Linked DNA regions of Homo sapiens: region 1 is linked to region 2. The links are chromatin contacts, found by Hi-C or POLR2A ChIA-PET in ENCODE. All regions are on one chromosome and are shown on one strand. The core of a region is the stretch at or near the end of the contact, and the rest is flanking DNA. Distances in the headings are between cores, read along the strand shown. Region 1 holds the start of IFIH1 (interferon induced with helicase C domain 1). Region 2 holds the start of TRG-GCC2-2 (tRNA-Gly (anticodon GCC) 2-2).

The links. Hi-C counts contacts between places; a loop is a spot of excess contacts on that map. ChIA-PET counts read pairs that join two places held with the same protein, here RNA polymerase II (POLR2A). Pooled maps may share reads with other maps.
Region 1: a map of naive thymus-derived CD4-positive, alpha-beta T cell shows a loop between it and region 2 (9-fold over the local background). The contact joins the promoter of IFIH1 here to the enhancer-like site in region 2. A Hi-C loop is called at or near these places in 2 of 168 maps with a recorded cell type or tissue (both naive thymus-derived CD4-positive, alpha-beta T cell) and 6 of 50 pooled maps. POLR2A ChIA-PET finds 5 or more read pairs at or near these places in 1 of 52 experiments (activated CD4-positive, alpha-beta T cell).

The regions. Positions count from the first base shown.
Region 1 is chr2:162,314,277-162,320,851 of GRCh38, forward strand. It overlaps IFIH1 (interferon induced with helicase C domain 1), which reads right to left and starts at 4,408. Exons shown (of 16, transcript NM_022168.4): 1 at 3,579-4,408. The coding sequence starts at 4,031. It also overlaps a transcript of GCA not described here. RefSeq lists a silencer at 4,203-4,292 and enhancers at 4,323-4,872, 4,441-5,640.
Region 2 is chr2:156,401,047-156,407,300 of GRCh38, forward strand. It overlaps TRG-GCC2-2 (tRNA-Gly (anticodon GCC) 2-2), which reads right to left and starts at 171; the gene lies at 101-171. It also overlaps a transcript of GPD2 not described here. RefSeq lists silencers at 91-200, 241-290. Within about 2 kb of position 4,650, at least 4 of the 41 ENCODE cell types and tissues checked have a DNase peak (open chromatin) inside an H3K27ac peak, as active enhancers do.

The DNA of each region.
Region 1 (6,575 bases), core at 3,158-5,657, 5.9 Mb after region 2:
TGGCATATATTTATTGCTGAAACTCTAGTATTTAGAATAGTCCCTTGTATACAGTAGACATTCTTCTTTCCTTCCTTCCTTTCTTCCTTCCTTCCCTCCCTCCCTCCCTCCCTCCCTCCCTCCTTTCTTTCTTTCTTTCTTTTCTTTCTTTCTTTCTTTCTTTCTTTCTTTCTTTCTTTCTTTCTTTCTTTCTTTCTTTCTTTCTTTCTTTTTCTTTCTCTCTTTCTTATTAGATGGAGTCTCGCTCTGTCACCAGGGTGGAGTGCAGTGGCGCCATCTCAGCTCACTGCAAGCTCCGCCTCCCAGGTTCATGCCATTCTCCTGCCTCAGCCTCCCGAGTAACTGGGACTACAGGCTCCCACCACCACACCCAGCTAATTTTTTTGTATTTTTAGTAGAGACGGAGTTTTACCGTGTTAGCCAGGATGGTCTCCATCTCCTGACCTCGAGAGCCACCCTCCTCGGCCTCCCAAAGTGCTGGGATTACAGGCGTAAGCCACCATGACTGGCCTACAGTAGACATTCTTTTATCAACACTAATTAACACTACAACACAACTTCACGAAAGGACAAAACAGTCTCTGTGTTTTTCTCCTATCTTTTCACCACTAGCATGGCATCCGGCACAAAGATGCCACTCAATAAATTCAAACTGAATGAATGAGTGAATGAATGAATAAGTTTTTGGGTACTTGCTGGACACAAACCTATGTATAAAGTCATTTTCAGAAGGCCTGCTGTAATTACGGGCAGGGGCTAGGAAATGGGGTGGGAATCCTAAATTAAAATAATAGATCAAGTAGAAAATGTCTATGGGGAAACAGAAAAAGAATGAAAATACAAGACCATTTTATAGAAGTCTTGATTACTTAGTTAAATGCTATTTTAAGCCTTCAAAAAAGCAAATTTGGAAATCTTATTTTCATCATTCATCCATTCTCTAACGCCTGGCAACACAATTCAATACGTCATGTGTTTTCAACGCTTATTCCAGACACTTTCAGAAATAAATTCAATTAGTCTATCAATCAAGTAATCAATGCTTACTAAACACCAACCCTCTACCTAATCCTAGTTAGGTTCTGGGATGAAAGAGGTAATTTCTTTTTCAAATCAGTATAATCTAGGGACTTTAAGAAGTATATCTCAATTGCGACATGGGGAATTTACCTCAATCTCTCAAACTTAAATTTACACAGAAATGTAACCAGATGAATGGTTACAAAAGTCAACACCATTATCATATCAAATAGCTCTGATTTATAAGCTTTTTCATAAACACTATTTCTGATTTGATGTTGACTAAAATACTGTGAGAAATTTTATGATGTCCATTTTCACAGGTAAATGTAGCATCAGGGAACTTCAGTAATTTGGCCCAAAGTAACGCATATAGTAAGAAGCCAAGATGGACCTCAAATCCATGTGTTCCCCTTCTACAGTCTTATCACACTTTGCTGCTGTAAGATAAACATTTGTCAATGACCACCACCTCAATATAGATTATTCTACCAAACTTAATGCTTCCGTCTCATTGTCCACCATATCTTAGTTTTGGAACTGATAATACATGTAAATGATGCACACAAAAATTATTCCACACTCTCACAGAGAAACTATTGCTTCCTAGAGAGCCTCAAATTTATAGCTGCTCAGTCTTTTGGGGCCTCCTTTGAAATGTGAATCAGAGGGAGAATTTGGGTTGTTTTGGCCTTAACTGCTACCAGTACACAAAAGTCCCGTTACTCTATATCTTCTTTGTGTCAAATCCCTTGCATTACTGCTAGCTGCCTCCAAGCTTGCCAGAATCAAGAACTTGGATAAAATCTAGCTGGCGGAAATTCAATCCAGGCAAGACAAAAGTGATGCTGATAGGCAGAAGTATTTAGAGTAAATAGGGAGAAGTGCTGTTTCGCTGGCAATCGGGACATCATACCCACCAAACATAAACAGCTTTGTGGTGTTACTGGACTCTGTTGCTTCTGGACTTCTAACAGCTACTGTGGCTGGAAATGCCATCTTCCATCTCCAGCTGGCTTGAAGGCTGCATACTTTCTTCCAAATTAAGATTCTGCCACAGTGATGTACACATTTGTCATATCCAGCTGGACTACTATAATGCGTTCTAGCTGGTTCTCAATACACAAAACGACATAAACATTACAGACAACAGTGCAAAGTAATTTACTTGTTGGGAAAACTGGCCATCAAAATTAGATGCATGTTTGGGTCTTTGGACAGGCCCTGTGTCTGTCAAGTCTACAAAAGATCACTAACTTTATTCACTAAAGACTAAATTGCATCATAGGCTATAGCAAATCAATCAAATGCCCAGAAGTTTGTATGAATATACAAACAATGGATGACCCAAAAGAGAGAGAGAGAAAAAAACCATGTGAAAATCATAGAGTGGTGTAGACAAAGCCTTTGACTTTTAGTCATGGCTTTATTTGTCTACATGTCTTCCAAAACAAGACTTTTGACTTACGAGCCTGAATAAGTCACATTCAAACAGGTCAGCATTTATACACATCACAGTACATCTTCACTTATCAAAAAATAATTCATATCACATTCAATGTAAAGTCATCAGTAAAATTCGCCCTGTCAAAATGCTACCTTAAGAAAAATGAGTTTCTTCACTAACATGAAAAACTGAAACTAGCAACACATTCTTTCAATGAATTGTTTCTAAATTTTGATTCTCAAAGAATGTTGAAACTTTGATTAAAGAAAAAGGGTGTGTGTGTGTGTGTGTGTGTGTGTGTGTGTGTGATTGCAATTTACCCATTTGGGCTAAGACTAAATGGCACAAAGTGTAATGTAGGGCAAAGATTGGAAAACTTTTTCTCTAAAATGCCAGATAATAAATATTTTTGGCTTTAAGGGCACACAGTCTCCATCCAATTGCCTTTGGAGTAGAAAAGCAGCCACAAGCAATATGTAAACAAACGAGCATGACTGTGTTCCAATAAAACTTTATGAACACTGAAAATTAAAAATTGAAAAATCTGAAGACCATTCTTAGCCTGTGGGCCTGAAAAAAACAGTAGCAGGCTTGATTTAGCCCATGGGCCGTAGTTTACTAACCCCTGCTCCATGGAACTACATTAAATAAGAAAAACATTCAACACTATCACAAGCTAAATTCTTAGCTCTGCCACTGTTTTTCCTGGGAGACCTTGGACAAATTATTTAACCTGCCTCAGGTTTCTCATCTGTAAAATGGAGTTAATAACATTAGGAGCCTCAGTGGGTTACTCTGAACATGAACTGTAGTAATACATTTTGAAAATGATACCAACTGCACATAGTAAGTGTTCAATAAAAGTTACCTGTTAATACACATTACGATTCTAGAGTTAACTCCTTTTTACTTCAGTGAAAACATTAGAAAAGTAGTTCTTTTGTGTTTAAATTTTTAAAATTGTCTTAAAGTGCCTAGATGTTGTCTTCTCAAAGGAAGAAACTAGATTTGCCCAAAGAGGTCAAGCACATTTGGAAAGGGGCAAACGCACAAGGAAGCCTGCTTTGCAAAATCTGCCTAAAAGGCTAGCTCCATCTGAACAGACACCTACCCGGTTTCTGTCTTCAATTGTCAACAGTTCCTCCTCCATGCACTTATCCAAGACGTCTCTAACTAGAAGCTTGTCCACCAGAGTGGGCTGAAGGAGGTTCAGCAGTTGGAGATATTCATCATGAGCGTTCTCAAACGATGGAGAGGGCAAGTCCGTGAGCTCAGGGTTCATGTAGCGGGCGGCCAGAGGGCTGCCGGTTCTCCGGAGGGCCTCCACGAATTCCCGAGTCCAACCAAGGTGCCAGACTCCCTTCTCCAAGGTGCTCAGCAGCAGTTCAACTGCCTGCATGTTCCCGGAGGTGGCGACTGTCCTCTGAATCTGCTCCTTCACCTCTGCAGGCAGAAAGGTCAGGTAGTCCAGCACAGGCTCCACCTGGATGTACATTTTCACCCTGGCCCTGAAGCACGAGATGAGATAGCGGAAATTCTCGTCTGTGGAATACCCATTCGACATCTTTCTTTCTCAGAGAAGGGAGAGGGTTCTCCCAAGCAGATGGTGCTGTTGTCTGCGGGACAGGTGAAATGTGCGTGCCGCTGTCCGCTGCCCACTTAGAGAAGCAGGGTCTACCGCTCTGTGCCTGACAATGACGAGGTTGTCCACAGGGCTCTCAGGCCGGCGCGCGGGGCTGCACTCGCACCTGGGCAGGTGGGCAGGCGGGCAGGTGGGCAGCGGGGCGGCGCGCGGGGCCGCGGCAGGCAGGTGCGGCCGGCAGGCGCGGCACTTTGGACTCTGCGGTGTGCGCCTGGGGTCCCGGACCGGGGCGATCCTGCTGCACACTCGGGTAGGAGCTTTGAGTCCAGCTTTCTGTCAGGCAGTTCTTACAGAGTTTGCCTGACTTTGGTTTCTGTTTCGATTCTCTTCTCAGGACTTTGTAAACGTAATCTGCCTGGCGGGGAGGGAGTTTCCTCAGGGAGACGCCACCTTTTGGTCGGGGCGGGTGAAGAGAGGAGGCCTTTGGTTAAGGACACCGCGGGAAACAGAAAAGGAAAGCGAATTCTCTCTGACACCAAGACCAACGCTCTAGCAAAGCTCCTCCGGCGGATATTTTGTTTTCCCAGCAGGTTCTGCCTTAACAATAAGGTCCTTTGTAGGCCAAAATGTGCAGGGCATAAAAGCATGTGATTTGGGACTTTCCAAAGGGGAAGTGAACAGAAACTGCCACAGACCCGGACGTGAACAGGGAGTTACCCTCGGCTGGTGAATGTAGGCAGGCCTGGCTGAGGGTGGTGAGACTGCGAGGGACAGGTGAGAGATGAAGCTCAGAAGACATCTTTGCAGAGATGTGGAGAAGACAGGAGGAAGTCCTTCCTAAAATAAACCTGACCTCCTGTGGGTTCCCAAACACTAACTTGTTTCCCTGGGAATTTGGAGGTGGGTTCGAAAAAGTGAGTAACAATAAACAGTTAACTTTACTGCCTCATATTTAGATTGCTGGTATTTATGCAGCTTTGACCAGGACCTGGTAACAGATGTGGATGGACTTGAACCACCAACTCAGCTTAGAAGGAAGCCAAGACTTAAAGTTTCCTAGATCCCAGCTTGTAAGTTCCCTATATTCTTTAATATACAACTTTCCTTTAATAAAACAAAACAAAAAAATCCCCCAACAACTTATTTTTGATATAGCTGCCATTCTTTTCTTGGATTCAATACAGCAAGTTTTGGCTGGAGCAGCTAGGAACTTAATTAGCAACTAATGTACCAACTTGTAGTAAACATCAACATTTGTCTATGTCATGAGAGAAAAAAAACATATTCACACTGAAAAATGGCAGCTTCATTTTGGTACAGAAGCCACATAAATGTGAGTCCTTAAGGTTACTACTCATTCTGAAGGCATTCTGTAGCCACATGTGACTGTGGGTGGTAGGCACATACGCACCATAACTAGAATCTCATGGTCCAGAATTATATAAAGGATGGAGAGATCATTTAGGTTATCAAAGAGACATATTTAGGAAAAATAATCTGTTAGCAAAGTACATTCAATAAAGTCTGTGTAGGCCAGGAAAACCTGATAGTGCTTTGAACAGGATAATAGAAGTACAGAGTCTTGGTGAGTGTTTACTAGGGGCATACAAAATATCCAAATGAGCACTTTATGGTAACATGTCTTATTTTATTCTCTAATTATCTTATGTAGCAAGGCTTTTTCTACCCCTGAAGGATTGTAAGCTGCTTGAAGAAGGGATATATTTACATAGTAACTAGTACACTACTCACAACTGGTGGGCTCTTGATGACATCTCTCCTGGGAGTTGTATTTGAGTTGACCATAGCAGCTGGCATAATGTTAAATACACTGAAAGTTGAAGTAAATGAAACCTTGGGCTTGCAGGTAGGCCTGATTTATACTGTTCTTTTCTGTTTCTTCACAGAACCCTACTCCTTTTTCACTTAATTTTGGGAGATGACCTTGTACCCAGATAGAGGATAATCCAATTAGATGTTTCTACAAAAGCACTCAAATTATTAATTTTAAGTATTGGGTCTATGAAAATATCTTTTAAGGCTGTTGCAAAAACATACTCCTATCCCCCAGCTGCCAGTGGGTTTTATTCAACATGTTAAAGCACAAACTAACAAACCAAAAAACATTCTTTTTCCTGGCACTTATCCTTCTGTTTCTTGGTTTCAAACATGGGGGAATGAGAAGGGGTTGCTGACTGAATATGGGGAACCAGTTAATGTTATTTTCTTCATACCACTTAATTGTTGCTCTGGAAGAGAAAGGATCAAATGTTTGGTATTTGACCTGTTCTCAAATAATAAACATTTAAACCAAAGATATTTAAATATTTGGCATTCAAATTATATCATTCATTGTATCATCTAGTCATTTAAAATATGTTTATTAAGTATCTATTACATGACCAGCACTGATCTAGGTGCAGTTAATAAAATTAACAAAGCTCCTACTTTTATGGAGTTCACATTCTAATGGGAGTGGGAAGATAGATGGTAAGTAATGACTAAAAAATATGCAATGTGCAGGTG
Region 2 (6,254 bases), core at 3,400-5,899:
TACTTCTTTATTTGCATGAGTCCAGTGTTTAAAGGCCCTGTTATTGAACTTTGAGGCTCCTGTGTATGATACCCACAGAAAAAAACTAGAAGTCAAAACTTGCATTGGCCGGGAATCGAACCCGGGCCTCCCGCGTGGCAGGCGAGAATTCTACCACTGAACCACCAATGCTTATAGCAAATGTGCTTTTCTATTGCTTACTAGAAGACACTTACACCCTGGTAATTCTCTAAACAATCACGTATTTGTGTATTCAAAAACAGAGAAAGCAATTAAATTTTTAATCACATAGTTATAAAAAATTAGAAAAACATTAACATTTACAAAAATTTTCATTATACTACTTTAGAACTTTATGAGATTCTTCTGAAACTCTCTTTGGTGAAGGAGGCAAATGAAGATTTTGTCATGTATGCACAGGATTACACAATCACCTAGCCTATCTTCAGACACTTAGATAATTTATAACAACTCTCCCTCCAACCCCCTGCCATTTTTTTCTTTTATTATTTTACCTATTCAGACAAATACATAATGGAGATTTGTTAGAAATTGGGAACAGAGGCAAAGAAACAGGGAACAGAAATTTGAACACTGACCCAAATTTATGATTTGGAAATTGGTAAATTGGAACTATGTGATTTGCATAGGGAACTTGAAATATTGATGATTCAAGCCAAGTGACCTGAATTCTCTAAGCTGCCCCTTCCTTCATTTAAGACCCCTTTTAACTCTAATAGTATGAGTCTGATCCTTCACCCTTAGTTTCCAAGGAAAGTGAAATTGTGAATGATACAACAAAAGATATAGGAGGGGAAAAAAATAAAGTGAAGGAAATGGATTTATGGAAATGATTCTAAATACGAGATAAAAGGCTGTGGATATAGGCAACATTGGCTTTTTATCTCTGGGAGGGAAATACCTAATAATTTCCAGATTCTTTGGTCAAGAATAATTTGGGGAAAAGTTATGAGAAAATAACAGCTAACACATAGTAACTGTGTACCAGGCTATGTTAAGTACACTACACATGGACTTCAACCCCGTGAGTTAGGAAGCTGAGGCTCGTAGAGGCAAGATTGGAACACACAATATTATGTTCAGTGTTGGAGTGCTTAGCACTGCCCGTTCAGCCTACAACAGAATAGGTCACTGTGTATTGAAACTCAAATGCTGCATGTAGTTTAGGACATTATATATTAAGAATAATCGAATGGTGTTAGAGAAAGATCATAAAAGGCTACTGAAATAAGGTAATGACTTCTCCATTAAGATTCATCTTTAAGGACTTCTTAGTGTGTGGGTAAAGAGCAAAATCTGAAGACAAATACAGAATTATAAAGACATAAAAGATATGAAGGGATTAGGGAATTAGGGAATCAGACTACAATCCTAAATAACCTGTGGAAGAACAAGGTCAACTCATTTTACTTCTTCTAACTTTAGTTTATTCTTTAAAATGAAAGAAATGGGGGAGAAATGGGGTTTTAAAATCCCATTCTGAAGTGATGTACCTTTCCAGAGGTGCTTCAGGGCCATTGGCTGGTAAGGCCTCACTTTCATGGTGGGGACTACAGGTGTGCACCACCATGCATGGCTAATTTTATTTATTTATTTATTTGTTTGTTTCTTTATTTATTTATTGGAGAGAAGAGAGAGGTGTCTCGCTATGTTAGCCAGGCTGGCTTCAAAGTCTTGAGCTCAAGCAATCCTCCCTGCTCTGTCTCCCAAAGTGTTGGGATTACAGGGGTGAGCCACTGTGCCTGGCCCCTGAGATTCTTAAATATTGTTTTTAATTTTGAATCCTAACTTCAGAAATCTAAAGAATCTTAGATTATTTAGTTCAGGGCTTCTCAAAGTTTTTATTTTGAACGTGTAACCTAACAAACAAAGGCAAATAAATAGGGAGTTTAAAAATGAGCTGGTGGAACTGAGGGAGCAGGGCAATAAAAATGAGGCCTCACCAGCCAATGGTGATGCTCAAGTGGAAGGCCTGAGGTCAAAGCTGCAGAGAGCCAAGATCGTGCCACTGCACTCCAGCCTGGGCGACAAAGTGAGCCCCTGTCTCAAAAAAAAAAAAAAAAAAAATCTCAGAACACAAGGAAAAAAGTCTTATGTAAAACATTACTAGTGGCCTACCTAAAGGCCTTTTTATTTATTTATTTTTTCTTGCTAAAAGTCCATTCTAGTTTACCTAGCCCAAGGAACAAATGTGGTGCCCTAAGCCAATTATCTCATTTTTCGTTCCAAATTGATCTGAGGTGTGCTTTTCACTGAATCCCTGCCAATGAGGGCAAGAATAGTCAGCTAGGAGTTTCTGGGAAAGATGATACGGAAGATCTCTCTTACCCTTTCTCCTTGTATGAGGGTGTAATGCTTGGAGCTGCCCCAACCATCCTATGACTTGAAGGAAGACAGAGGGTGATCCAGCAGGAAAATAGAAAAAGGCTCTACACCATCCTGACATTTTTTATGCAGACTTTTGGTTAGGTAAATTAAAGAACTCTATTGTTTAAGTACGTTTGAGTTGAGGATTTTGTTACATGTAGCCAAAAGCATTCAAAGGGTGTGTGTGTGTGTGTGTGTGTGTGCGCCTGCATGCATGTGCATCCAGCAGTCCACCCAACTCCTTCTGGTACAAGAAACCTTCTGTTCTATAGATAATCAATACTTTGAGATTTGTGTTAGGTTAACTTGCCTCTTTTTCTGTATTTCTCTGTCACAATAGCAGGTGTGTAAAACAGGTCTCGTCAAATATTTTCCCTTGGCACTGCACTTTCTTAGAGATGGGTATGTGACTAAATCTGGGACAATGAAAAGTCCTTGCCGAAACTCTCTTGCAGAAGTTTTAAGTAAAAACTGTCTTTTTGCTGGGTTGTTCAAACAGGTTGAGTGTATAGTTTGGGTTGTCCAGAAGAAAGAGACAAACATATTCCTAATATGATATTGAGCCACTAGAAGCAGCCATGCCCGACTAGAAAAAATTCTGGATTTTGTGTTTATATGAGTCAGTAAATTGCCCTTAAACAATAAGTGGTGGGCTAAGTGTAGTAACTCACACCAGTAATCCTAGCACTTTGAGAGGCCGAGACAGAAGGATCAACTGAGGCCAGGAGTTTGACACCAGCCTGGGCAACATAGTGAGACCTTGTCTCTACAAAAAATAAAAATTAAAAATTAAAAAAAAATTACCCAGGTGTGGTGGTACACACCTGTAGTTCCAGCTACTTGGGAGACTAAGGTTGGAGGGTTGCTTGAGCCTGGGAGTTTGAGGCTGGCTGCAGTGAGCTATACTGTGCCACTGCACTCCAGCCTTTGCAACAGAGCAAGACCATGTCTCTAAAAAACATACAACAACAACAAAATTAGCCTTTAAACTTAGTTTGAGCAGTATTTTGCTAGAATCTTAACACAAATTGAGAAACAGTTTTACCCCAAACATGGTAAACTTAGATAACTCATTACCCAGGATGTGATATAGACTAATAATATTAAAGTTTAAGAAAAGTTTAGGCCAAGTGTGGTGCCTCACCCCTATAATCCCAGCACTTTGGGAGGCCGAGGTGAGTGGATCACCTGGGGTCAGAAGTTCAAGACCAGCCTGGCCAATGTGTGAAACCCCGTCTCTATTAAAAATACCAAAAAAAAAAAAAAAAAAAAAAAAGCTGGGCATGGTGGTGCGGCTGTAATCCCACTATTCAGGAGGCTGAGGCAGGAGAATCCCTTGAACCCAGGAGGCAGAGATTGCGATGAGCCAAGATTGTGCCATTGCACTCCAGCCTAGGGAACAGAGTGAGACTCCGTCTCCAAAAAAAAAAAAAAGAAACATTTACATTTAGAGAAATTCGTCGATGATGATAACACTACAAGGAGACAACAAAAACCATGAGAAAATTTTTAGGACACATTCCCAGCTTGTTGGAATAAGGTAAACTCTGTTGCAAAGAAGGTTCGGAGCATTTGAAGGAATATTCAGGCAACAGTGTGACAGAGAAGTAGAAAGAGGAGAAACTAAAAATAGAGAAATCCATTCAAGAGGTAGTTAGAATAGGAGTAGAGAGGTGACGAGGTCCTGAACCAAGGCCACAGCTCTAGCATGAGGTGCATGGCAAGACAGAAGGAGGAAGAAAAATTACTCTAGGAATCTACCTTACGTGCTTGATAGACTTGGGGTGTAGTGTAGAAAAGTAAGGAAGAGAAAATACTGGAAGGAAAGGGGTGGTGTAAAGCGCTCATTTTTGGAAATTCTGACTTTGAAGTAAGTAGGAAGAGGTGCCTGCTAGGTGGTTAGATCAACCCCAGGAGAAATCAAGGCTACAGAAGTGGATTTGGAAGTCAATCACCTGATGGGTGAAATGCAAAAATGTGGAAATGGAGAATATCACACAGAGAAAAGAGTGCTGAGGACGCAGCCTTAGGGAATGACAAGAATTGAGGAGCCAAAGTTGGAGAAACAGGACAGTGGCATCTGTGGAGGCAGGCAGAGCCCCACTTCTTTTGCTAATTCTGAATAATAAAACATGACAAACACATATGTCACAGTGTTTCATAGATATACTGTGTAGTAATCCTGTTTCACATCGGGAATGCTGTAGTAGGCAGTGATTTCATTATCCACGTGATCAAGCTTGAAGAGATCAGAGGATGACCAACAGTGCCTTCTGGGTGGTGCACACTAACACTTCCCCTGGTCTGCTCTGTTCCCATGCTCAGATAAGAAGCTCCCATTGAAGCTGGTAGAGAGAAGGAAAGCACTTGAGCACTGTGAAGTGTTACACAATCTTCTCTTTTAGGCAAGCCTGGCCATTGTGACACCCAGTGCGACAGGCAGGGGTTGTAAGTTGCATCATAGCACCTTGGAGCACTTGCTCAAGGTACCAAGTTCCTAGCTGGTGTTAGCTCATCATAGAAAAGTGGCCAGGCTTATATCATCTGAAGAAAGTAAACAGTTCAGAAACAGAAATAGTTCATATAATACAAAGTCACCAAAGCAATGCCTTTTTTTTTTTTTTCACCTGTGAGTGATCGTATTGATTTAATACACACAGCTTATTTCTGTCCCAGGTTACAAACTAGCCCTAGGGAAACGGTGGAGCCAGTCATTTGGATTGCCCTTTACTGGCTGGGAATTAAATCATTACTTATTCCATTTTAGAATCACAAGTAGTACCCTAAGGCCTACTTTCCTAAGGATTAAAATCAAGGCATGGAAGTGAAGAATCCAGGTGTAATTCTCAGATGCATGCAGATGTTGAGAATGCAGCAATTTTTCCTGGAAAGCTGTCACTGCAAAATCATCCTGCTCACGATATGCTCATTCCTAGTTCTCAAGCATATCCAATTAGTCAACAAGCCTGATTTCTCCTTTTAAAATGGCACTGACTCTTATTCTCCCTCCTCATGCCAATCTCTCCTACACAGTGCAGACAATTATCAGCTCACTCCCTGGGCTACCCAGGAAACCTCAGATTTCCTCTGCCATCCTGCATGCTGCTACCAATTGCATTTTTTCCTTTCCCTCCCCTACTTCTCTCTCTCCCTCCTTTTCTTTCTTCCTTCCTTAATTTTGGAAAATTCAGTCATTTCTTTATTCCAAAATTGAATTAATTTTAAATCCATACAGAGTCCTCATGGTGGAGGAAATGTGAGTGGGAATTCTTTACCTTTCTCTTGACTCTCATCTCTGGGTGAAGCATTTATTCAACTACTTCAGAGCTGTGCCGCTTGGCAGAAATAGCTTTCACTTCCCTTCCTAAAGCTCTTTCTTCTTCTTCTTCCCAAGTTATTTGGGTCTTTTAAAATATATGTTTTTTTCATAAGAAACCCACATGTATGGTGCAAAATTCAAAAGGTATGAGAGAGTATTCATTGAAAAGTATGCCTAGCCTGGCACAGTGGCTCAGCCTGTAATCCCAGCACTTTGGGAGGCCAAGACGGGCAGATCACCTGAGGTCACGAGTTTGAGACCAGCCTTGCTAACATGGTGAAACCCCGTCTCTACTAAAAAATACAAAAATTAGCCAGGCATGGTGGCTCATGCCTGTAATCCCAGCTACTCGGAAGGCTGAGGCAGGAGAATCTCTTGAACCCAGGAGGTGGAGGTTGCAGTGAGCTGAGATCGCACCACTGCACTCCAGCCTCAGCAACAGATCCCAGGTTTCCTTTCCTAGAGGAAACCATTGTTATCAGTGTCCTGTATTTCCCTTCACAAATATTTCTATGTGGATATAAACATTGCAACTTTTATTAAAAAA